Regions from separate parts of the Homo sapiens genome. Here all the other regions are linked to region 5. The links are chromatin contacts, found by Hi-C or POLR2A ChIA-PET in ENCODE. All regions are on one chromosome and are shown on one strand. The core of a region is the stretch at or near the end of the contact, and the rest is flanking DNA. Distances in the headings are between cores, read along the strand shown. Region 1 holds the start of ADD3 (adducin 3). Region 2 overlaps RBM20 (RNA binding motif protein 20). Region 3 has its middle 29 kb from the start of PDCD4-AS1. Region 4 overlaps RBM20 (RNA binding motif protein 20). Region 5 has its middle 51 kb from the start of SMNDC1.

Evidence for each region. A loop is a pair of places that touch in the nucleus more often than their neighbours do. ChIA-PET counts read pairs that join two places held with the same protein, here RNA polymerase II (POLR2A). Pooled maps may share reads with other maps.
Region 1: a map with no recorded cell type shows a loop between it and region 5 (6-fold over the local background). The contact joins the promoter of ADD3 here to the enhancer-like site in region 5. A Hi-C loop is called at or near these places in 1 of 37 single-sample maps with no recorded cell type and 11 of 50 pooled maps. POLR2A ChIA-PET finds 5 or more read pairs at or near these places in 1 of 52 experiments (activated T-cell).
Region 2: a pooled map shows a loop between it and region 5 (1.8-fold over the local background). The contact joins two enhancer-like sites. A Hi-C loop is called at or near these places in 1 of 50 pooled maps. POLR2A ChIA-PET finds 5 or more read pairs at or near these places in 2 of 52 experiments (OCI-LY7 and activated naive CD8-positive, alpha-beta T cell).
Region 3: a loop to region 5 is called in a map with no recorded cell type, with 24 times the contacts of the local background. The contact joins two enhancer-like sites. A Hi-C loop is called at or near these places in 19 of 37 single-sample maps with no recorded cell type and 5 of 50 pooled maps. POLR2A ChIA-PET finds 5 or more read pairs at or near these places in 3 of 52 experiments (GM10248, OCI-LY7 and activated B cell).
Region 4: a loop to region 5 is called in a map with no recorded cell type, with 13 times the contacts of the local background. The contact joins two enhancer-like sites. A Hi-C loop is called at or near these places in 5 of 37 single-sample maps with no recorded cell type and 9 of 50 pooled maps.

Annotation. Positions count from the first base shown.
Region 1 is chr10:110,004,370-110,009,399 of GRCh38, forward strand. ADD3 (adducin 3) reads left to right here and starts at 3,615. Exons shown (of 15, transcript NM_016824.5): 1 at 3,615-3,930. ADD3-AS1 (ADD3 antisense RNA 1) reads right to left here and starts at 4,012. Exons shown (of 5, transcript NR_038943.1): 1 at 3,812-4,012; 2 at 1,588-1,712. RefSeq lists enhancers at 2,260-2,815, 2,816-3,369 and silencers at 3,198-3,627, 3,938-4,347.
Region 2 is chr10:110,649,492-110,654,541 of GRCh38, forward strand. The region is part of intron 1 of RBM20 (RNA binding motif protein 20); the gene reads left to right. Among named protein-coding and RNA genes, the nearest start is that of RBM20, 7.7 kb to the left of the region's middle. RefSeq lists enhancers at 1,742-2,243, 2,244-2,743. Within about 2 kb of position 2,265, at least 6 of the 41 ENCODE cell types and tissues checked have a DNase peak (open chromatin) inside an H3K27ac peak, as active enhancers do; they include OCI-LY7, where a contact is called at or near this core.
Region 3 is chr10:110,839,550-110,844,713 of GRCh38, forward strand. No RefSeq gene overlaps it. Among named protein-coding and RNA genes, the nearest start is that of PDCD4-AS1, 29 kb to the right of the region's middle. RefSeq lists enhancers at 3,009-3,078, 3,149-3,228, 3,359-3,418, 3,489-3,558, 3,569-3,628 and 2 more. Within about 2 kb of position 3,647, at least 10 of the 41 ENCODE cell types and tissues checked have a DNase peak (open chromatin) inside an H3K27ac peak, as active enhancers do; they include OCI-LY7, where a contact is called at or near this core.
Region 4 is chr10:110,771,810-110,776,813 of GRCh38, forward strand. All of the region lies in intron 1 of RBM20 (RNA binding motif protein 20), which reads left to right. Among named protein-coding and RNA genes, the nearest start is that of PDCD4-AS1, 97 kb to the right of the region's middle. RefSeq lists enhancers at 2,674-3,873, 2,764-2,953. Within about 2 kb of position 3,287, at least 4 of the 41 ENCODE cell types and tissues checked have a DNase peak (open chromatin) inside an H3K27ac peak, as active enhancers do.
Region 5 is chr10:110,353,571-110,358,598 of GRCh38, forward strand. No RefSeq gene overlaps it. Among named protein-coding and RNA genes, the nearest start is that of SMNDC1, 51 kb to the left of the region's middle. RefSeq lists enhancers at 978-1,067, 1,898-1,947, 2,998-3,457, 3,049-4,248, 3,818-3,917 and 1 more. Within about 2 kb of position 2,566, at least 18 of the 41 ENCODE cell types and tissues checked have a DNase peak (open chromatin) inside an H3K27ac peak, as active enhancers do; they include OCI-LY7, where a contact is called at or near this core.

The DNA of each region.
Region 1 (5,030 bases), core at 2,365-4,864, 350 kb before region 5:
TAAAAATACATAAAATTAGCTGGGTGTGGTGGCATGCGCCTGTAGTCCCAGGCTGAGGCAGGAGAATCGCCTGAACCTGGCAGGCAGAGATTGCAGTGAGTCGACTAATTTTTGTATTTTTAGTAGAGACAGGGTTTCACCATGTTGGCCAGGATGGTCTTGATCTCTTGACCTCGTGACCTGCCTGCCTCAGCCTCCCAAAGTGCTGGGATTACAGGCATGAGCCACCATGACCGGCCAGACCCTGGGAAATTTCAATCCAACTTCCTCACTTTACAAAATAGGGAACTAAGAACCAAATAAGGTTATTTACTTGTTCAAGATCACACAGGTACATCATTAACAAAAGCTGTGCAAAGAAAATTAAAGGCAGAATATTTCCTTTATTTCTTTCTATTCATATTTTGAGATCACACCTCTTCATTTACTTATAGAGAAAAAAACATAACTGGTAAGTGCTTAAATCAAGTAATATAAAGATAAAATGTAAGGTTATAATGCAGATTCTCAGGTGGACACGACACATTTTAATAGTGTAAATAGCAGATTCATATGCACTTAGAGTCAGTCAATCCACTTGTGTTTCTTAATTTTGCTGACCTTTGAATTGCCACTGAAATAGCATTAATACTGTGCTATTATCCAAAAATTATTTTAGATATATTTTGTTTTTTCTATACATAATACTGTAATTTTATTTTATTTTTTTTTGAGATGGAGTCTTGCTCTGTCACCCAGGCTGGAGTGCAGTGGCGCGATCTTGGCTCACTGCAAGCTCCGCCTCCCGGGTTCAAGCAATTCTCTGCCTCAGCCTCCTAAGTAGCTGGGATTACAGGCGCCTGCCACCACGCCCGGCTAATTTTTGTATTTTTAGTAGAGACGGGATTTCACCATCTTGGCCAGGCTGGTCTTGAACTCCTGACCTCGTGATCTACCTGCCTCAGCCTCCCAAAGTGCTGGGATTACAGGCGTGAGCCACCACGCCCGGCAATATTGTGATTTTTTATATCACATGAGCACACATTGAAACCTGTCAACAATATATTTTCTAATACTGGTATTCACTGAAGTTCCAAGTATGCTTATAGGTAGGACTTGAATCCATTGCTTCTAGTCACATAAACGAGTTTTAATTCATTTTTCTTTTTATTCTTATATTAAATACTAAATAGCTTTCCTTTATATAGTTATTATTTTAGTACGATGTTGAATATTAGCACAAATATTAAATTAAATTAAATATTAGCACAAATTACTAATCAGTTTCAAGGCATACAACTTTATTTTGCCATTACCCCAATGTTTGAAATTAGCAGGGCTCTTTAAAACTGGTGCTTCTAGCATTTCATTGACTTACACTAAAATCATTGCCTCCATTCCTCAACCACCCAGTTAATTTTAACCTTGACCTCCCACAGCTGTACTCATTTACTCAGTCCACAAAACTCCCTGATTCCATCCTCTCTGCCTCTTATGAAGCAATACTAGAGAGGAAAAACAAAACCCATTCCTTTAAGAAAGATTCCGCCTCCTCTCATAAGCAAGCGCCTAATGGTAATTGTAGAGTTTACTAAGTCAAACACTTACTACTCAGCATTGAGAGAAGCTGCTGCTGCTAATGCTGCTGCTGCTGCTGCCGCCGCCGCCGCTGCTGCTGCTGCTGTTGGTCTGAGGCTGCAGTAGGTTTCTGTGCAGCATTGCAGAATCCACACCTAGAGAACAGAAGACACAGACACGTACGTCTACTACCCTTGTTAGAAGGAAGCTTTGGATCTTCGGTGGGTAAGGAGATCTATCTAGCTATTTTGTCCAGAAACTGTGAGAAAAGGAATGATCATGGAAAAGACTGTTCATCAGACATGCTTAAAATGGATTATGTTAATTTGTCTTCCTTTGGTGGTGGTGGGGGTGTCCAGATTTGCGACTAGCAAAATATAGTGAGGACTATATTCTGATAGGTGCCCTTAGGATACTTTTTTTGCTATTCATAAAAAGGCTAACCTTGATGCATGCAAAGCTTTTCATTTTTTTGCTTTTTAAATGCAAGAAAATATCCAGCCACTCCCAATATCTCTCTCAAATACTGCAGATATTTTTAAATACCAAATAAAATGTCAGGCTGAGCATTTTCTAAACAATTTTCTTCCTCAAACTAGGCAGCCTTCCCCACGATTCGTTAAGAGTATTTAAAAATAATAAGGCATGGTTGGATTTTTTGAGCAAATGGGAGATGGTGGTAGACTAAAATTTCTACAGCCTTAGTCCAGTGGAGAGAGAAAACGATAAATGCATCACAGTTTGTGTCAAGACAAGATTCATTTTCCACACTTCATATGTGGGAAGAGGAAACTACATTTTAATTAGCACATTTTTAGGGAGGAGGGGGGGGATGAAGATGAGGCGGATGGCGTGAGGTATTTGAGGGGGACGAGTCTGCAGATGAGGAAAGGAAATGAAGTGGATTGTCGCCAGTGCCTTGGAAACGAAGGGGGATAAGGGTGGGGAACGAAGTTTGTTGTGTGTGTTAGGGTGGGGTTGGCCCAAGGGACCATGAATCATTAGAATGGCGCTCGGAGGGGTGTGCTTGCAAGTGTACTGGTGCAGGAGGGACGTGGAAGTCGTGGGTGGCAGAGAAAAGTGTGCACCGCTGGGAGGTCTATTTCAAGAATAGGTTGGGATGAGAAACATGTCTGGGCGAGGGGGGTGGGAGGCCCGGTGTCACCTGTGGATGGATCCACAGCCCTGCAATTGCGTGTTGCAAAGTTTGCCCGGCCCCGCATTCATTTTGAAGGTTCTTGGCGATGCCTCGACTTTTCGCCTCAAAGAAGTGAGCTCTCATAAGGTTCAGAGGCCGGGAGCCAAAGCGGGAGTGAAGACTCTCGAGGGGTCCAAATGAAGCAGAAGCGAGAGCCCCTGTCCTCCCCCTATGTGGAGGTGAAGCAGGGGTTGTGGGGACTAGGCGCCCGCGAAGGCAGCTGTGCTGAGAGCAAAGTCCAGGCCCCACGGGGGGCGTGCGGAGGTTGAACCTTTGCAGTGGCCTCCTACAGCCCCAGCAGCCAGCGTGGGCGGCCGAGGCTGACTCAAAGCGGCGGCTCAGCCTCGGGAGTAGGAGTAGGGGGCTCGCTCATTTAGGGCGGGAGACATTTCCGAGGCGCCCCTCCTCCCCTTCGCGGTCGGGTTTCTATCGGGGTCGTTTCCCCCTCTGGCCCTCCGGGGACGCCGCGGATTCGAGCTGCACAGTCAGAAGAGGACGTTGAAAAGGCGCCAGGCAGCCGCCCCGAACCAGGCCCTCCCGGCTGCCGGGCCTGCAGGCCCCCACCGCTGCGGCTTCACGGACTTAGAGCTTGAGGGCGCGGAGGGGGCTGCGGGGGCGGGACCAGGACTCCCGAGGGGCGCTCGGGGCGGGGCCAGAGAGAGCTCGGGGCTGCCAGAGGCGAGGTCTTGAGGAGGCGGGGCCGGGAGGCTTCGGAGCCCAAGAGGCGGGGCCAGAGGCGTAGGGGGCTGCGAGGGGCGGACCTTGGGGGCGTGACCGGGGGGGGCGCTTGGGGACCTAGGGGCGGGGCGTTAGGGGGCGGGACCAAGGGACGCTCGAGGGGCGCTCGGCTAGTCCCGCCAGAGCGCGAGCCGCCAGCCCGTAACGGTCGCCAGTGTGAGGGGCGGGAGGGAAAGAAGAGGGGTTTAAATTAGATTTTTTAAAACACAGAGCAAGCGCCAGAGGCGTCGGCATCCCAGGTGTCGCCGCTTCCTGCTGCACAGGGCTCGGCGTACAGGTCCCTCCCTCCTCAAGCCCCCTCCCCTTCTCCCGCCCTACCCTCTGGGGCTCTGCGGCGCTTAAGAGGCGGCCGCAGCGGCGGATCCGGCGGCTGCTGCAGCCCGGGCGGCTGCCGAGAAGGAGGGAGGGGAAACACAAAGCCGGCTACGCGCTGCGAGGTAATCTTGCGGGGAGAGGACGCGCCGTCGTCCCGCCTCTCTTCCGGGCCGGGACGCGGGCACCCGCGCGGGGGCTAGCACTGGGGACGCTACTGGGGGTCGCGCGGGGGTAGGGAGCGGCGGCTGGCGGGGCCAAGGGGACTTCTCATTGGCTGTCCCTGCGGCCTCAGGTGAACCCTTTTCCGGGGCGGGAGTGGGGACCACGGCCAGGCCAGAGGGGAGCGTACCTGCGGGGGAGGGTCCGGGGGTGGCGGTGCACGGCCTGCGGCGCCGCCGGGTGGGCCCGACGCTTCGCGCGTCTGCTGGTTTTCCCTAGGAAGGCGGGGAGTACCAAAATCAGTTACTGGCTGAAGCTTAGGTGACCCCGGGGACCTTAAGCCCTGAAGGTGCGCTCCAGGGGAGTGAGAGGTTCCTGCGCTTAGAAAAGGTGGAGGAAAGGGAGCGAATGTTGGTTTTAGTTGTTTTTCTCCTCATTTAAAAAAAATTTTTTTTGTTACAAGTTGAAAGTGTTCAGTCACCTTTCTCCTATAATCCGCTTCCCCACCCCCCAACACAGACACACACAAACACACCGCCCCTACAAACGTATACATGTTAGGTTGAGCTTCCTGCTAGGGGTGACAAGCGAAGTTGGCAGCAGGTCTGGTGTGCTGGTGTTTGGGGCACGTCCAGCCTCTTTGGAGGTAGGCTATTATAGCTTAGGCAAGACCACAGACAGGTAGCATAATCTGGGCCTCTTTTAAAATGGCAAGAACGGCTTCAGGTGAACTTTTTTGTTGCAGAGATTTAATTGCAAGTAGGTGCCGGTTGAAAATGGGAGCGCAAGGAAAACCACTAATTTCCTTGGCACATGTGCTGTTGCAATTAACCTGGTAGAGTGTTAAGGAATTTAACTTAGCCAAGAGGCTTTGAGGGAGGATTATATGCAAGTTTGGGGAAGGAATTGATAAGATTCTGGGGTATGGGACTAGCTACATACACGTGCGTGCAAGTTTACGTTAAATTATGTAGCATTTTAGATTTAGCAGTATTAAATGGTTGCTTTTCTTGGAATGGCTTCTGACTACATAGTGCAGGGTACGTTCCTAATTTTGGCTTTA
Region 2 (5,050 bases), core at 1,015-3,514, 300 kb after region 5:
CAAAAGAGAAGTTCAGAAGTAGGACACCCCTCTCCCTTCATCTGTCCTGGTCTCCCTGCCAGACAAAAGCTTGAATGGTCTCCTACACCACAAAATCCTACTTAATCTGATTTTTATTTCCTGCCACAGTGATTATTTAATTGGGGATGGTCTAAATGATATTATTTGGTATATTTTAACAGGGAAAATTGCTGTGGATCTGCAGCTAGTGTGAGTGACTGGTAGCTGCGTTTAGAGTGTTGAAAAGTTTTGCATTAAGTAAAATGATCCATATTACAGAATCATGGCAAAGATGGTAATTAGTGGTTTGCAGAAAGGAGCACACGGCAGTTCCCTTTCTGTTTAAAGAACCTGGCTGGATCTTGAGAATATGCGTGTTATCCTGGATGCCTAATACTGCATGTTCCCACCAGTGAGTAGACTGGCAGATTCTGATCCTAATTAAGAAGACATGTTTTTGAATCAGGAATGTGAATTTGGTTTGCAACACCACCACGGGGGTATTGTTGGTGAGCTGATAGTTTGACTGGCTCCATGGGTGGTCACTGTTTAAATTCCACCCAACTAAAGAGCTGTACAAGATTTTAGTCTTCAAAGTTTACACACAGCAAGTGTGGGGAGAAGTTATCACTGCCAGCTGTTGGGGGAGGAAGTGAAAGTGAGAAGGACCCCTCCCCCCAAATAACTTGTGTGTGTTTTGGATATGTTGCATATATCCATTTAATATGATAAACTCTTTACCGCGGTGGAAGTTACAGTCAAGTTGATTGATCTTCCTCTTCCCCACAGCTCCTGATGGATTTTATAAGATAAGTAAGTCCCCTGATGGTTTCTAAGGCAACTTTTCCAACTTGCTGACAGCAGATCTGTAGGGGAGATGGCACATATTGGTGCTGATGTACTTTATGGGCAAAAAGGGAGCAGTTAAGCAACTTGCATGAGGATGTGTTCATAACTCACAGCTCAGTTGGACAAATCAATCTTTCCATGTGTTCAGAAACAAAAGGCAGGGGGGTCATGCATGTGTTTGGGAGTGGTTATCACCCCATGAAGATAGTTTCCACGCCAATTTTGCCTTCTTTAATGTGGTATTTGCTTTAAGGCTGTACCAGGGCCACTTGCTTCTGCCTTTTCTTTGCACCTGCTTTCTCTTGATCACACTAATGACCCATCAGTTCTCAGTTACCACTTCCCACTCTGACCCAAACCTGGAAACCTCCAATTGCTGCTGTCTGGACATCTTAAATACTTTTTGGTTTTGCAACTTGTCTGTGGACTCCTTCCCGAATATGTTTTTAAGTTTTGTTAGGCCTGCCCTTCAACCTGCCCTCCAGTGTCAGGAGTAGACTAGGTAATATATATTTTAAAGATGCATTGGTTTCACTAAATCTCCTCCTTTGGTTTATTTTGAATTAATTATTGAACAGAATGATTTAAGATCAGTCTGATATTTTCAGGTGTAAAATGAGCATCTTTGCTCTAAGTTAATTACTGGGCTTCTGTCGAGGAGTGCCACAGAGGAAAAAACTCTGGACTGGGAGTCAGTGACCTGGACAAGCCAATTAACCTTTCTAATCTAGCCTCTCCAGGGATTGGAAATGATCAATTGCAGTTTCTTCCAAGAATAAAATTAGGTGGCTCTTGTGCAAATCTTAGCAAAATTGTGGAGTGATACCCAATGTAGAATGCCTCCCTCCATCTACTTCCTCCATCACCTGATACGGAATATGTCCCACATCAATTAAATTTAGCCATGGACACAGGTACATATTTGTGACACTGATCACCCATGAATACAACAATAACCACAAAAAGAGAATGAAATACTTTCTCTAGCATTCACAAAGAATATTTGGATCAGTGACATAATTTTAAAAGTCAGAAAAATAAACACTAATGTCAGTGAACAGGAAAAGGTTTTATACTGTTCTTCAATCTCTAAAAATGTTTTTGGTATAAGAATAATTTTTTGGAATGTTAAAGTAAGTACTTTAACATTTACTTTAACAAACTGAAAGTAGCACTTTCAGCTTGGGAGACAGAGATAATAATTTTCATGTGTCTGAATTGGATTGTGTTAAACACAGGCCAACAGGAGTGTGTTTGGTGACATCGATGGTTTCAGAGTCAGAGAATGTAAACATAGGACCCACAAACGTTTTACAGGAGCACGGCTGTGGCTACTGCAGGGACTCCTGAACCGTGACGCACAGTCAGTTGGCCGCAGAGACCAGCCTGGAGCTCGCCCTAAAACCTCTTTGCAGCCTTGCAGATGTCATAGTTGTCCCAAAGCTGGGCCTCATGCTTCCGTGTAGCCTCACTGAATCAGGAGACCGAGTGTTTCCAGAGCCAGGATGTGGGCGCTGTGGGGCCAGTGCTGCATCCTCCTGCGCTGGCAATAGCAGAGTTGTGGAGAAACTTTATTTGGTATTTGAAATGATCAATATTTTAACCTTCTGCATAAAAAGAGAGAGAAGTCTGTGATTAAATCTTGATTTAAAGTCTTCAAATATGTACATACATGAGGATGAACATAAGCATATTTATTTCAACACTGTCTAGAAAAGTGAAAATTAGAAACCACTTAAATGTTTCTCAGTTGGAAACATAAACCATGTGTAGGTATAAGGTCATGTACTACTCAGCCATTAGAATGATGCTGCTATTTTGCATTGATTGATATGGAAGGAGAACCATATAATATTAACTAAAAAAATTACAAACAGCATGTATGCAAAGATCTCATGTTTGTTTTTGAAAAGATGTGTATGAGTGTGTGCTGGTGCCTGCCAGCCTTAAAAAACATCTGAAGAACAAATGTAAAGAACATTAACAGTAGTTCTAACTCTGGGTGGGGCAATTAGACTGGTTTGTCTTTTTTTCTTCCTTTTTAATATGGTCTATTTTTTTAAAATTCAGTGAGCATGTATTACTTTTACAATAAAAGAAAACAATAAAACTATTTTTTTCTTTATCTATTTCTTTTCCTAACCGTCTGTACCTGCGAGTATTTCATTTTTAAAAACAGCAACAGAAGGAGTAGACATTTCACATTGGTATTGCACTGTCTTGAAGACTGAGCTGCCCTTTAGCATCTTACATTTTAGTCCTGGAAGGTAGCTGAGAGCTGTTTTAGCCCAGCCTTCCTGTTTTTCTAGGTAAGACAAATGAGCATCAGAGAAGTCAAGTGAATTGTTGAAGGTCACACAGCGAGGGAGTCATCAGGCTGTGATGAGAATCCCTGTATTTCTGTCTTATATTTTCTGCTAAGCCACCATTTTGTCATCCTGGGAATGGAGGAGAGAGAAATGGAGGCATTCATAAATTAACCGTGTATGTACCAGCCTTAGTCTACTCACTTCCCCTAAGAGGGTTGAGAAAAGCATCCTTGGTTGTGTTATCTCCTCTCACCCCATCCTGCTCACCCACCCACACGGGACTTTTATGGGAGTGGCAGTAGACTGGGTCTCTCCTGGGCATCTCATGCTCTGTTCCTTCCTGCCAAACAGAAGCCAACCATCACATTTTCTTCTCTGCTCTTCTTTGTTCAAGGTTACTCTTTTTCCCCAGATCCTTAATAGAGGAAAAACCCAGTACCTACCTTCCTTTCATACCCAGAAACGTCCTCTTAACACCTTCAAGCTGTGGTTTAAAGATGAACCTTTTGAGATGTAAAAGCATAACTAATATTTAAAGGAAACAAAACACATTTTACTTCTTACTCCCAAGCCAGTTATAGGAATGCCCATTATTATTTCTGCCACCCCAATTCCCACTCTGCTTCAAATTTGTTTCAACCAAGGATATAATTTGGACTGTATTTTTAAAAAGTAAACCTTGCTTTGCGGGGACTATATTTGCATTCTTGCTTGCCCTTGAGTGTGCTCTCTCTTGCTTTTTCTTTTCCTGAACTATTTGAAAGTAATTTGCATAACTATAATTTTGTTATCATAGCTCAGGAAATTAGTCTTATTTAATTTTTTTCTAATAAACACTAGGTTTTTAACTTTCATTTGTCAGATAATCTCTCATATAGCTGATTTTTTTTTTTTTGCATTTGTTTATAATGTCTTTCTCTTTTTTTGAGACAGGGTCTCACTCTGTCACTGAGGCTGGAGTACAGGGTGCAATCACAGCTCACTGCAGCCTTGACCTCCCTGGCTCAAGCAATCTCCCACCTCAACCTTCCAAGTAGCTGGTACTGTAGACGTGCACCACCACGCTCTCCTAATTTTTGTATTTTTTGTAGAGATGGGGTTTCACCATGTTGCCCAGGTTGGTCTCGAACTCCTGGACTTGAGCAATCCTCCTGCCTCAGCCTCCCAAAGTGCTGGGATTACAGGCATGAGCCACTGCACCAGCCATTTCTTCTTTTTAATCTACCAAGTATACCCACCTCTTTCTACTTTCCAATACTGAAGATTACAGGCTAGTTGTCTTGGAGAATGAACCATGATATGGCTGTGACTGTTGTTTCTTCATGACCAGATCCAGGTTAAACATTTTGGCAAAGATAGGCTAAGAGTTTGACCCCTTGTTTAACATGGCGGCCACCGGATTGCTCCATTGTAGACAGACATTTTTCTGTTTGTGATAAGTAGTAAGTTGTCTGCAGAGGTGCTACCATGAGACCCTCTGAATATCTATGTTCCAACAGACTTTCATCTGGTGGCTTTGTCTTTTAATTTGATTAAATATTTAAGGAGCAATTGTAATGAAATATGTGGATCACTTTAGAATGCATGAGTTTGGACACACAGTTTATATCAAACAGCCTTGCAAATATGTTTGCGTTGTATCACCCCATAGATATTATCTAGAGCCTCTGGATTTTTCTAGTCCTGACTTCATAGGACTTGATCCATGGGTCAGCTACTTCCCATTTAACTCTATAAGAGACATTCCATCTCTTGAGTTGCAGTGCTTTTAATGTCCATTTTAATGCTAATGGAAATAAGTGGATACTGATGTAATTTGTACTGCTCATCAGATTTTTTTGGGTATCCTCTTGAAGTTATGTTGGTTCTTTGCAGAAGCCTTTTAACTCTGT
Region 3 (5,164 bases), core at 2,397-4,896, 490 kb after region 5:
TCCCTTTGAATTGTGAATTATTTTCAAGGGTTGAACAGAGAGGACAAAACAGGTTTTCTTAGGGCTCCAGTTAGGCTACCAGAGAGAATCAGAGATTCTCAGGGGTGATCCTCGGGGGATGAGTCTGACTAAGTGGGGGCTGCTGTCCTTTTGGAGGCTCAGATACGAACATTTCTTGGCCTCTTATAAACTCCTAGCTTTGCCACCCAGCGTCCTGCACCAGGGTTAGGCCATTTCTGTAAGTTCCATTCCCTGTGAAGATGAATATCTGGTGGTCAGTGCTGTAGTGGAAATAGCAGGCACAGGCAGAGGTCTGGCCCTGCCCCTGTTAGCCCATGACTTCCTAAGGCCCGCTTCCTTGGGTGTAAAAGAAGATAAGAGTATTACTTGCTCCGGGTGTGGTGGCTCATGCCTGTAATCCCAGCACTTTGGGAGGCCAAGGTGGGTGGATCACAAGGTCAGGAGATCGAGACCATCCTGGCCAACACGGTGAAACCCTGTCTCTATTAAAAATACAAAAATTAGCTGGGCGTGGTGGTGCGCACCTGTAGTCCCAGCTACTCAGGAGGCTGAGGCAGGAGAATCGCTTGAACCCAGGAGGCGGAGGTTGCAGTGAGCCGAGATTGCACCACCGCACTCCAGTCTGGGTGACAGAGCAAGACTCAGTCTCAAAAAAAAAAAAAAAAAAAAAATGAATCGCCTCCCAGGGTTGCTTCAGGGTTAAGATAATTGCTGGTGGAAGCACTTGGTGTGCTGCAAGTCACCGAATCTTGTTTGTTTTTGCAATCTGGACAGCAGCCCTCCAAATTTCAGGGGTTCTTAAGTTGTTTCTCAACCATTTCTTCTAGCAAAACAATGCCAGTCTTCTAGGCCCAGTTGGCCAGTCCTTTGAATGGCCCGGAACCTTCTCTGGGCCCTTCCCTTTTGTTGGCAGTGCTCCTGAGTCAACAGGGAGGGGCTGGGCAGCCTGGACCCAGAGGGCAAAGTGAGGGGGCCGCCTGCAATTCCTGGGAACAGATTGCAGGTCTGAGGAAAGTTCCTGCTGAGCCTGTTGCTGTCTGCGCCCCACCCCCACCTCCTGTGGCCATGGTGGACCAAGCTCAGGCCTCCAGTTTCCAACCAGGAGGAGTAGGGAAACCTCCTTTTCTGCAACTGCTATCTATGCCCCAGATGGCCAAAGCAGTGAATGGGCCTAGACTGGTTCTGCTGCCCTAAGTACAGGATCCAGGATGCTTGGGGGTGCCCCTGGTGCCTAGTCCTAGCATGTTGTTCTATGTGGCACAACTCTAGAGAGGGCATCCACATTGTATCCTATAGGATGGCACCCCCTGGAGTTGTGCAATGCAGACACCCAGCCAGGGACACCCCCTTCCCTCGAGTTGCAGTTGTTCCCCCAAGCCTGGGTGTTCCCATTTGCTCTCTGATATCTCTGTGGGCCCTAGAGCCTGGTTCTGAGCCAGTCCACCAGGCTGGACCTCTGACACTCAGACCTACTCCCTGTACCACACCTATCCCCAGGGATCAACTCCAGACTGCCCCTGCCTGACTCTGCCACAGCCTAGACACTGGGATTCCTCCTCATAATGCCCTACTAGGTCAGGGCACTTGGATACTAACCTTGCTTTCTTTTCTTTGTTTGTTTGTTTGAGACAGGCTCTCACTCTATCACCCAGGCTGGAGGGCAGTGGCACGCGATCTCAGCTTGCTATAGCCTCTATTTCCTGGATCCAAGCCATCCTCCTGCTTCAGCCTCCCAAATAGCTGGGACTACAGGCATGTGCCACCACCTCTGGCTAACTTTTTTTTGTAGAGATAGGGTTTCACTATGTTGCCCAGGCTAGTTTCAAACTCCTGGGCTCAAGCAATCCACCCACCTCAGCCTCCCAAAATGTTGGGATTACAGGCATGAACCATCAAACCTGGCAACAGCAACTGTTAACTGCCCTCTTAGGCAGTGGTTGGACATCTGGGCTCAACCCTGTCAACTCCCCATTCTCTTTTCCCACAATGGCAGTCATATAAAGGTGCCTATCCTGAGTGAAATTCCAAGCATGTTGGAGCAGGATGGCCCCAGAGACCCCCAAGCCTCTGCTCTTCCTTTTACAAGCCAGAAAACAGGCCCAGAGAAGAGAGGTGACTTGTTTGAGGCAACACAGCTTATTGGTATAGGGCCAAGACTAGAATCCAGATCCCTTGAGTCTTGCTGGGGCTACTTGGAGAGTTTATGATATTTCGATTACATTATCGTGTGAATTTTCCAGGTCTGGTCCTAGCTGGACTTTGGCACTCAGCAAGGGACTCAAGAGAAATCATGGATTCTCATGCTTTGGGTGCATCAGCCGCACCTGGTGAGCTTGCTAAAAATGCATATTCCTGGCGCCCCCATGGAGATTCTGACTCATTAGGTCACGGGGAGGACCCAGGCATTTGCATCTTAGCAAGCCTGGGGGGTAATTCAATGCAGGTGCAGTCCACCGATGACACTTAGAGAAACACTGCCCTAGATGTCAACCAGGGACTTCCCCAGTAGCTCCTGGAATAGAAGCAGCATTTATTTTACTGGGTGGTAGGGCCATTGAAGGTAGGGGCACTTTAGTGTGAAAAAGGCTTGACAGTAGGAGGCAGAGAAAAGGAGACCAGCATGGCCATGGCAGAAGGGGCTGGTGGCAGCTGGTGGGTGGGGGAGGCGGCGAAGGATGGGGGTGGGAGCGTGTCACAGTCATCGAACTGGGTTTGGGAGCATGTGTTATGATTTTTAGTTGGGTTCGTACTTACTGTGCTCAGGCAAAAGTCAATTTTCCAATGCTGTCTTTATCTTTGTTAATGGCTGGAAGTGTTGTGGTTATTAAACAGCTCCTCGAGATCTGATGGAAGCCCTGCTGCTGAAGACAGAGAGCTGTGTGGAGTCAGCAATCCTTACTCAGAGGAGAAACAAGGAACAGGGCCACTGCCCAGGGCCGCGTTGCTGTCAGCGAGGAACTCTGGGGTCACACACACTTTCTCTCCCTCTTCCACAAGACACTACTGCTGTCAGCTCGGCCCTGCTGATTCCTGAGTCCCCCTGCATGGCACACTTAGTGTACTCCATAGGGGCACTGTCTCTTGGCCTCTTCACAACTGGAGAAGCAGGTACTGTTATTCTCCCCATTTCATAGATGGAAAATGAGGCTCCGAGAGACAAAGTGGTTTGTCAAGGGTCAGACGACCAGTAAGTGGCAGAGTTGGGATTCAAACCCAGGTCCACATGACTGTCAAACCACACTCTTAGCCACTATTCTCCACTGCCTACCTCCTGTTCCTGCCTCTCCCTAAAGCCTCTAGACTCTGGGTCTGCCCAGAGCTGCTTGGATAAATTAGAAAGTCTAATTTAGCAATACTGCAGTTACCTATGGCTGAATTCCTGATTGTTAAATTCCAGAAACTGATTTCTCCAGTACCTCTCCTCCCTGGAAAGTAAAGAAAGGCCTCCACCCACAGCACTATACCCAGAGAAATACTGTTTCTTCCTTCTTCTCACTTGGGAGAATATTCCAGGGGAGCTGAGTCTGAGGGCAAGAGAGGAAGGAGGGCCCCGGGGGCTGCTCAAGTTCCTCCTGTTTCAGGGAGGAGAAGAAAGAGAAGCAGCTTGCTTTCTGCTCTCAGGGGACTTGGGGACAAAGGGGAGTGATCAAAAGGGGATTTCCCACAGCCCCAAAATGCTAGCCGGATTGCACTTGTGACCTCTCCTTCCTGAGTGAAACTAGATTGTTGACTTGCCTGCCACCTGTTTCCAACATGGAGTAGAGATGTTGCACATACATGATGCCATGTGTCCAGATTAAGACAACAAAAAATTATAAACAAGGATTGAAGAAAGTTGGAGGCAGCAAATATATGGTCTGTAAGGGCTCATACAGCAAGAGATGTGACTAGAAGCCTCCTGGGAGCCAAGGCAGAAAGAAAAAAAAAAAAAACATGCTCTGTCCTTAGGCTGGAGAGAGCATTCCAGGTTATCTGGGGAGATTGTTCTACTTGACTCTATATTCTGGAATAATTCTCCTGAGGGACAGTACAGAGGTACTGAGAGGTGTTGGAAAAATCCTTAGGGAGCTCACAGCCCAACATTGGAGAAGAGCATAGTGGGAGCGGGGACACTGGGATGGCTTCTGGTCTGTGTGAACTGGTTCCTGATGTTGGGGCAACACCTCCCAGTGTCCGAAGGCCTGATCCTTGCTCACACCTGCCCAGCCACCTGAGAGTGAGTATGCTGGCTGGAGTTCATGAATTTTTGTTTGGGTTTATTTTCAAGCTCTGTTTTTCAAATTTCTCTGTTAAGTGGCTGAACTTCCAGGAACCAGTGTTCACAGGCCAAGGAGGAGGCCACCATCATCTCTACTACCTGAGTGCCCTGCCACACCCACCTGACAATAGAGAGCTCTAGGGTGGGGCCCCTGCTCTTTGGATTGTTGGGGGAAATAAACCTCTCCAGCATTTATTCTTTGGGGTTACCCCAAACGGATGACCACAGCCAGGAGGGAACAAAGCCTGACTGGGAAGTGCTGATTCTCTCTGGCAGTTTGGGAACTTCCCCTCAAACCTGTCTGATAAGGAGCGGCCTAGGGAGGAGGGGTGCAAAAGGTGTGCCCCGTTTGCCCGTGAGATCTCTCACCATCACTGTATGCAAGCCTAGGAAGAACAGAGCTTTCTGGCTCAGGGACAGATCTCCATGCTGGGAATCAGGACCTTGAGTTCCTGGGTCAAATCCACAATGAACTCATTCTGAGATGTAGGCAAATGTTTACCTTCTGTTGCTTCGGTTTTCCCATCTGTGCATTTGATGTGTGCCTTGTGCGTGCCAGAGGTTTTTGGGAAGAAAATAAGAGTGGAGACTTGCTGTCAATCACAAGGTGGGGGGTGGTCACTTCTCTACCTGAATCTCCCACATGGGCCTGTGGGGAGCTATGGTCCTTATTACCATCCTCCTGCCCCCAGCAGGGGAGCCTACCCATGAGGCAGGCTTGCTTGGGGTCGGCCAGCCTGGTCTCTGTGGTTTTTGTCTCCTGGGCTCCTCGTATGGCTTAGCTTGGCCCTCCACCGACCCTACTTAATCTTGCCTCCTCTCCACCCACCTTCTCACCCCCACAGCCTCCATTTGTGGTTCAGCTATGCTCAGTGCCTCGGGGGT
Region 4 (5,004 bases), core at 2,037-4,536, 420 kb after region 5:
TGTGTACATTTTCTATCACTGGGCCAGGATTGATCTATAAATCCCTATGTATTTCTTTGTGTGTATAAACATTAGCAATTTGGTTTCTTAGAGAAACCAAATGCTTTGCATAGCAGTTTTAAAATATACATTTCGAAAAGCTCATTTTTCCATTACAAAAGACTCAGATGTTCCCAAGAAAAGTTTCTCAGTTGAGAGGTCACCAGATCTTATGTTACCGAGAAAATGGAAAGATTTCCCCTAACCCCAGAAGTCAAACCAGCTTCCTCAATTTGAGACTGCACAAAACCAATTAATTTTTGCCCATTGTGGATTTTCTTAATAATTGCATCTCCGACAAACCAACTCCTGTCCTAAATGGATTTGAGCCACATTTCACTCTGAAAGCTGTGGGTCCATCTGGGAAATGTCTTTGTAGATGAGAGAATTTTATAATAAAGTATTTTTGGTATTTCATTTACTAAATCTTCAGGGATATAGGTAAGAGAGCCTCCGTGCTGAACTGACTGCCTAACAGAACAAGGTTAGAGAGAATGAAATTATTTCATGCTGTCTGGCCTGCAACACATGCCTCTGAACGAAGCCATATACAGTCGCGGGTCGCATAATGATGTTCTGGTCAATAACAGATGGCATATACAATGGTGGTCCCATAAGATTATAATACTGCATTTTTACTGTACTTGTCTAGGTTTAAACATATTTAGATATGCACAAATACTCACCATTGTGTTCCAGTTGCCTCCAGCATTCAGTACAGGAACATGCTGTGCAAGTTTGTAGCCTAGGAGCAATAGGGTATATCATATAGCCTAGGTGTGTATGTACACTCTATGATGTTCGCATGACAAAATTGCCTAACAACACATTTCTCAAGACATGTCTCTATTGTTAAGCAGCACATGACTGTATATATAACAATGGTTTCTTTAAAAGCACTCCCAGGAGTGGCCAGGTGCAGAAATAGCTGAATTTGTGAGCAATGATAATGATAGTTAATATAATTATCATATTTTCCAGAGCACCTGCACATCACGTTTGATCTTTACAGTGAGTGGAACAGACATTACGATCTCCATTTGACAGATGAGGAAATTAAACCTTAGAGTTATCAGATTTCAAAGGTGAAGGGACCTTAGAGATCCTTTCATCCAGCTTTCTCATTTTACAAAAAAAAGAACTCCCTGAGATCCAGGGAAACTAACTGACCTAGGATCCCACAGGGAGTGAATAAGGGCTGTTGGGCCAGGCCCAGGTCTTCTGATTTCTAGCTTCCTGATTTTGCACTCCATTGCGCTATTCTCAGTCTTCAGTGTGTTAGAGGAAACTTGGTAGGTTATGCATTTGTTCTTAAGGAGAAATTTTGTTGATATCAGTCCTAGGCACTATTTTATAAATGCACACATGTGGAAAAATCCCTTATTTTCCTGCTTTTTTTCTATATATAGATACAGGCAGATACACAGACAGATAGACACACCACATGTGGATGTCACTGGGGAGATGAAGGTGGGATTGAACTTAGCAGAGTCTCAAAGGGGGCTTCAGCTTTATCTGTCAAATATTCTTTTATTAAAAAATTTTGAAGCAAAATGACCATTACAGTAGCATTTATTCATTTTGGATAATGGGCACTGAATTCATAAGTGTTTGTTTTCCTCTTCATATTTCTGTATTTTAAAATTTTCAAAAAAAACCAAATATGGATATTAAAAATAAATTCTCACCTATAATACCATACCCTCATTTTATAAAAATAAAGAATATTTTCAAAGAAATAAAAATGGTTCAGAAGGATGGAAAGAAAACTATACTATGGGACTCGTTAGTTAAGTTGACATTAATCCTCTGCTTTAAGTCTTTCCTGTGATGACACTAGCAGAATGTGTATCATTTTCTCTGCATTTGCTGCAGGATCAGTTCTCTTTGGCAGGTTTTGAGCCGTTCTAATAAGTCCAGCATGAAAGGCAGGCCTCTCGTGTCAGTTCTAAACCCACCAGCTGCCCCATTGTGACTGCATAGTCCCCTGGTTCTGAGACTGTGCTCTGCCTGATAAGCGACGTACGGAGCACAGTGGACTGAAAGCCCGGGGATCTGATACCAAACATGTTAGTTAAACTCATGTTTAACTAACCCAAACTCATGTTTAACTGGCCCAAAGGAAGTAGGCCCAGAAATGTGGTTTTTGGAGCTCCCTTTAATGAACGTGTAAACAGAGGATAGAATATTGGCCTTACAGTTTAAAAACCCTCCTTCAAGTCCCAGTCAAGTCCCTTATTCACTGGATGACCTCACACGGTTCATCTGATCTTTCTTGGTCTCAGTCTTCTTACTATAGACTGGAAATGGTCATATTTGACTTAGCTGTCCATATGGCTGTTCTGGAGATGAGACAGCTAATGAAGTGAGAACACTCATTAACACACCAACTGAAAAACACAAAACAAAAGAGAGATGATAGGATTATATTGCTGTTATGAATCATTCCAAGAGGTGTCATGGTGATATGAATCATCATATGGTAATGTCATGGCTAAGGCCCAAACACAGAATAGCAGCATTGACCCAGTAGTCTCGAAATTAGTCACAGAGGCCAAGCTAGTGAAGACCCAGCAGCCCTATTGTTATCAAGAAAGAGCACTATCCAAAAGGTGTGTGGCCTCATCTTCTCCTTGCAAAGAGAGAATTCATCTGGTATATGTTGATAGGCGTGTATCCGACCACAGCTACCTCCATCAGCCCTGAGGACAGAGGCAGCCTGCATTCCAGTCCCAGCTCTTCTCTGTCTCGGTGTGTGACTTAGGCGGTTTCACAGAGGACGCCAACTTCATTGGCTTTTGCGGTTTTTTGTTTGTTTGTTTTTTGTTGTTTTCTTTTTGTTTGTTTTGTTTTGTTTTTGTCTGTAGAATGAGTGAGTTAAACTAAATTGTCTGTAAGGCCTCAGCTCACTCTTAAAGTGTGATCACTAGCTAGAGTTTGAACTTTAGCCCCAATATGACTGTTGTGTTGTCATTGTCACCTTTGTAACCTGACATTCAGGAATGTCCCTCTCTAGTTCATATTCTGACCTAGCTTCTGAAAGCATTATAGCAGAGTTGAGAATTTTTGATCTAGGAAAGATAAATATTAAAAAGAAATTCCCACCAAAATACCATAAATAAGGAATGTTTTAAAGAAAAATGGTTCAGAAGGAAGGAAAACTATAATGTAGTTCTTGTTAGTTAAGTTGACATTAATCCTCTCTTTGCTTTAAGTCTCTCCTGTGTTGACACTAGCAGAATGTGTCATAAAGACATGGAAAGATCATAAATTCTCAACTCTGCTCTAAAGATCTGACCTTCAGCGTTGCATTTATTTGGCCACACCTTTATAGTGTGGTCATACCTAGAAAATATTTTCTTGCCTGGTCATCAGCCCTCTCACCTCGATTACTTTCTATATTTTAGCACAAAAGAAGAAATGGCGCATTCACCACTCAGCCAGTTGCACTGGAAGTGAATTTAAATTCCTGAACTGGTTATCTTGGAAGATATTGTGCTTATTGCAGATGTGGCCGGTGCATGAGTTTAGGCACTACCATGCTCTGGGCTGTGGTTCTTGGCTCCTGCTTCTGGATGGCTGGACATTACCAGGAGAGAGCCTGCTGATACATCTACGCACATTCACTCTACTGCACTTCAGCTGTGTCCTTGTTATTCCACAGCCCTTTAAGTCCTGGTTCACCAACCAGATGTTAAGACTCTCTTGGATCCCTCAAATCCCATCCCCATGCCTGCTGCCTCCTCTCTCAGCAGTTGCCCACTCCTTATCTTCTAATCCTCTTTTCTCCCTATGATGATGATAGTGACCCTGTAGCTCCAACTACTGGGTCCTCACAGTCAGTCCACTCCTGCAGAGGAAACTGGAGGGTGACCAGGAACCTTCAAGTCAATGTGGGCCACAGACAGGAACCGTCTTTAAAAGATGGTTAAATGCCCGTGGTTTACGTAGGTTGGCTTTCTTTAAGCAAATAAAGGAAATGCATTGCTTCATGTCCAGCAAAGTACAGGGTGGATTCAGGAGAAGCTGGCTCAAGGCATTCCTAGGAAGTCATCAAGGAGCTGCCTGTACCTCTGTCTTCAGGCCAGCATCTTCTGAGTTGGCTTTATTCTCAAGCAGGCTGTCATTAAGTGATGGCTTAACAACAATTTAGCAACCATGGCATGACAGAGAATCATGCCTGATAGCTCTAACAAAGTATCCGAGAGTGTTCCCCCATGAGCCAATCACTGTTGCCAGAGGGATGTGGTTCTTGGACTGGCCAGGTCTGAGACACGTTGCTTGGGCCCCTATTTGTGCAGAATTGGCCCCTGACTACATTCCCAGAGGGTCTTTGGATGTTTGGTCAGATGGTCTGTACTCTGGGGGGATCAATTCATACCAGCAAGGTCCAGTCAGCCCCTACACCTACCACCGCCTCTCTAGTGGAAGCCACTTTTGCATCTAATTGTCTTGGGAATTGTGTTGGTTTTCTATTGCTGCTGTAACAAATTGCCACAAATTTAATGGCTTATAATAACATACATGTATTATCTTACAGTTCTGGAGGCCATAAGTCCAAAACCAGCCTCACTGGACTACGGTCAAGGTGTTAGTTCCTTCTGGAGGCTCTAAGGGACAATCTGTTTCCTGGTCTTTTCTAGTTTCTAAGAGGCTTCCTGCATTTCTTTGGCTCATGGCCCCTTCCTCCATCTTCAAAGCCAGCAGCAAAGCATCTTCTCTCCTCTCTGACTTCTGTTTCCATCCTTATATCTTCTCGCTGACTCTGATCCTCCTGCTTCCGTCTTAGAAGGACTCTTGTGATTACATTGGGCATACCAAATTAAATTCAGAAATTCAGATAATCAAGATCTTTAATTCAATCATGTCTGCAAAGTCCCCTTTACCATGTAAGATAACATATTCACAGCCTCTGTGGGTTAGAATGTGAACATTTTTATTATTCAGCCTACTGCAGGGATTATC
Region 5 (5,028 bases), core at 1,316-3,815:
AGGCAGGGAGGGAGGCTGCTGGGCACTGTCATGACGCTGAGAGACTCGTCACTTAGCCATGAGGACGTCTCGCTTCTACTGAGGCTGTGGCTCTGCTGAAAGCCACATCGTGATTAACTAGAGAGGATGAGAATGCTGGGTGTACCCTCCCCCTCCCCCAACCTCACCCCCAAGAGCACCAGTCAGTTGTATTCAGCTGTGTAATTATCCTATCATAGTTTATTTCCTATCTTCCTGCAGAGGTGATTGGTGCAAGAAAATTAAGTATGTGGCATCTTGTCAGGAGACAGAAAATTTCATACTGATTATTTCATCTAAGGTTGGGAGAGGGAAGGAGGCTGCTCTGCTGCAGTGTGTTTCAGAGGAAGCAAGGGGCAGGCTGGAGCAGGCACCCACCTGCTGGGATGAACTCACCTGGCCCTGGCCCCCCCGCCCATCCCTGGGTATCTGTGGTCAGATCTGGCTCCTAGTTGCTGGGGGGGTGGATGAGACAAGGGCGGGGTGAGAAACTGTTAAGGTGAATTTGGCTACAGTTGGTAACAGTGCTCTCCTTCTACAGCCCCTGCTCCCCGGGCAGCAAGCCTGGGAGGAGAGAAACTGAGGTACAACTGAGGTTGTACCTCAGGCTTCTTTATCACATAAATCCTTCCCCTCCCCACCCCAGCAACCCAACACTGAGAAGAAACAGAGGAAGAAGAAAGAATACTTGATCAGGGCTCCCTGGCCCTTAGTAGGGAGGTAGTCACACACACATGACAGATGGCGATCTGTCACGGAGTCATGGGTGTCAAGTTGAAAAAAAGAAAAAGAATACACTCTACCCTACACTAAATGGAATGAAAGGGAAAATACGGAGTATGAACGACAGGCTGTTCCCTCAAGACAGCTCCATTATCTGGAGGCGAGTCCAGCGGACAGGAGAGGGCGCTGTTTCAGAGCTTCTTCCTCATTACTGATGTGTGCAGCCCTCAGAGGATGCCCATCTCAGCCATCTACTCACGACCTTGGCTGACAGCCCCTGGCATGACCGCTGGTGAGCCAGCCAACTGGGAATTTGAGGGAGCCTCACAACTCAGAGACAGGCTCTTGAGAAAAGGAGGGAGCATCCAGAACCCACTTTAAAGATACACAGAGGAGCCCTGGAGGTCTGCGCCTGCTTGGCTGGTGGCTCCGCTCTGAGGATCTGGGCCCATTCACTGCACTGACCACCTGCTCATCTACCGTTTGTGCCTACAGGCTAAAGGCTTAAGCAAGCTCCCAGTTGCACTCAGGCCTGGACAGGATTTCAGGAATGAGTGGCCCAGCGGGCATTTATTCCTATGCCCTGATCCAAACCTCCAGATGCCACCATTTGTTTAAATCAGCAAGGGATGGGAGACAGCCTCCACATGCCAGGCCAAAGGCACCAAGGACCTAGGCCCTGCTCACACAGAGCTTAAGGTCTCACAGAAGCACATGGACCTGAAACAAATAAATACAAAACTGTAAGTGATTCTATATGCCATGAAAAAGAAGAGCCAGGTGCCAAGGGGGGGGGGGTGGTACCAGGAGATCTAAGTTTGTTGGGGCTCAGAGGAAGCATCCAGACAGCTGTGCAGCTTTGGGGTCGCGGGGCGGGGGGGATGCTGAGGCTGGGGGAGGGAGAAGCTGTGCAGGAAGAAGCAGTCACACCTGCAAAGCACACAGCTTGGGGCACCAAGCGGACCCCAAACCAAGGTGGGTAGGAAGGGAGAGAGCGAAGCGAGAGGACAGGGCCTCAGCTAGGGCCCAATCAGATTTGACTTTTTCTGGGATTTCCCCAGGCCCCAGGTCTCCAGCTACCAAACAGAGCAGCCCAAGTTCTTTCTCAGGAGCTTTGCATATTATTTGCTTACAACTTCTCTTGCTTTCTCTCTCTCTCCTTTATGTTTCTTATTGCATTTATACTCACATGTTGTGGGAGTCTTTTTTTCCTGTCTGTGTTTGTATTTCAAAGCCATCATCCTGCCCTCCCTGAGCTGCACTAGGCAAAAATATGTGTCCAGGATAGACGAAAAGACATAAGAAAGACCCTCTGAGGGGACCTAACTTGGGGTCTCCTTCCCCTGAAGACCCCACTCCCTGTCCAGTGCTGAAGGCATAACTGTTACAATAGAGAAAAGGAGGCAGTCAAGAGCTGGATCCGAGTCCAGTTGGGTGACCTTGCACAAGTTGCTCACCCCTTTGGGATTTGTTGCCTCATCTGTGAAATGAGTGGACCGCACTAGGTAACCGGTTCCCTATCTGGGATCTGCAGATAGGCTTTAGGGAATCTAAGAATCCCTAAAACTGTAGGTAAAATTTGGTAGACTTGAGTAGACATTGTTCTGGGGGAGGTTCCATAACTCTCATTCAATTCTCAAAGGCAACCAAGACCCCAAAAATGTTAGGAACACCTGCCCTGGGTGATGTCCACCAGCCCACAGCTTTCAGAAGCCTCATCCGAGGTGCTCTTACCATAAAGATGAAGAGACACAAGCTTCCGTTGCCCAAGAGAGCAGGGAGACTCTGGGAGTGTTCTAGGCAGGGAAAGGAAGGCAGGTGACAAACAGGAAGCATTGCTGTGTGCGCATTTCTGGTAAACTGCCTACATAGATTGCTGAAGGAAGGGGCCAATCTGTAGGGTGTCAGCAATTTGCTGTGATTCCCCACCCCCTCCTCCTAGGTAAATACCCACTTTTGTACTTAATTTTGTTTTCATACTTTTGTATTCTTTTTATTAAGGAGTGTCCCAAATTGTAAGTCTTTGGGCCCCACACAACATAGATACACTCCTGGGTCCTGAATATAACCAAGGCTGAGATGGCCTGATAGGCACAAGCACTGTCCGGACCTGCGGCCGTCAGGTGCCCGGCACACCCCACATAGGTGCACAGGTGCTGCTCCGACTGGGTGGCTCTCCTTGTCGCCATCCTGGTTTCTGCTTCCTTTCCTTTCCTTTTCCCCTTCCCTTCCCTTTTCTTTTTTCCTTTAATGTGGATTTCAGAAGTGGGGTGAAAATGACCTCAGTGAATAGCCCAGCTCCCTGGGACAGTGGCCTGGTATTTTTGACGTGGGAGTGGCGTCTGCTCTGACTCAACCTGGACCGGCCCAGGGACAACACCTCCTTCGGAGTAGCCGCTTTGTTTCGTTTCGAGCAGCCCAGCTGCGTTCTGCATGACCGAATTGGACACCTCTCACTTCCTCTGAGAATGGAACTTGGTGTTTAGATGACGTGCAAGCCAAGTCAGTTGTGTAAAATAGCACAACTCCACCTTTGGTCTCCCATCCCAACCCCCAAGGCCTAAAAAAAGAAAAGAAACAGAAAAAAGCAACACCTGAGAGGAACTGGGCTTCAAACAAGTAAAGACTTTTATAAGCGCAGCAAGTGCCTCCCTCTGGACTGGAGAGGGGCCGAGGGGGGCTCCCGAGACCTGTAGGAATGTCGGATCAATGCCGTCCTAGCTGTGTGACCTGGGCCAGTTTATTTAACATCTCTGAGCCCCTGGTTTTTCATCCTCACAGAGACAATGACGTTCGTGTTTCTGTGAGACATAAGCGGTGTAGCACCTGGCAGGCACTGATGAATTGTTCTCCTCCTCCCAGGAGCCCTGCTATAGGGTCGAGCTACTGAGGCACCTTCCCAGTGCTGGAAATGCTTCCTGTGGACACCTTCCCCCACCCCAAAGGAAGGATTGGGTCAATGGTCTTAAGCTCCAGCCCATGCGGGGGTGGTCAAGCCTTCAAAGTGGAGGGAAACCCAGGCTCCAGGTGAGCCCCAGGAGTCTCAGCTCCGGAATCTGGCAAGAAATACGGGGGACAGATGTTTTGGTCTCTGAGCCCATTTCCTTCCTGCTCATAGGCTCTCCTGTGACACGTCGATGAACAAATCCTCCAGGAATTATGCTCCTTTGAAGTTCTTGGCCGAGTAAAAGTAAGCAAAAATGAAAATATCTGTAAGTCACGTGAGGCGATGTCGGTTTGTATCGTCTGACTCAACAGCAGTGTTTCTGCTGGGGCACACTCACACGGGCGAAGGCGTGGGGCTGTCCTCCCACAGGCTGGTTTGCCTGAAGACAGCTGAAGATAAACAGGCAGCCTGAAGAACTAGAAGTCAGAGAGCCGGAGCCCACGCTTCCAGGCTGTGTGAATTTCAGCAAGTCACGGACGCCCTCTGGGCCTCAGTTTCCTGTTTGGGGAGGACTTTTATTCTCACCTTGGAGAGATGGCTTGAGGGTTAAGCGAACACCATCCGTCCTAGCACCTAGCACGTCACAGGTGCTCACTGCATGTCCATTGCCTCCCCTTTTTCTTTTTTCTCAGCCCCTTCTCTCTGAGAACAAAGTAGCCCATCCCCTGGGTCCCACCAGCCAGACTGAGCCACGTCCTGAGGCCTCCCTCTGCCTCACTGCCACACTTGGCGCCACAGAGGCCTGAGCCTCCTATTGCCCGAGTGCCTTGCTGCCCAGGTCAACCCTCACCATCGCTCATCCTGAGCCTTCTAATGCCCGAGTGCCTTGCTGCCCAGGTCAACCCTCACCATCGCTCATCTCTGCTCTGGACTCACAGCCACCTCCTGTCCAAATTGGTTCTCCTGCCTCCACTCTTGCCCTCTCCCAGCCACGCTCCCCGGGCCACTGCCACCTTTCTAAGCACGTGCTGGCCTTCATGGACCTCTGGGATCAGCCCCTGTGCCCCTCTCCAGCCCCCTCTCTCCCAACCTCACTCTTGGGCTCTGGTGAATCCAAACCATGTCCTGTTGCCCTCATGGGTCAGCCTCTGTCCCTCTGTTCCCCCACTCACTGTCAACAACTCAGATTTCAAGGCTTGGTTTAAGCACCACTTCCTTTTGGAGTCTTTTTTTTTACCACCATAGTGACCCCTCAGCCCTGCCACTCCTAGTTTCAGTCCCTCCTGGTCACCTGACTCCGTGTCTGTGGCACCTGGAGCACTTGGTGCTGAGAGCTAACACAGAGACAGAACAGGCTGCAGACCAGCCCTGTTCCAAATGGCTCTTTTCATGTTAACTCA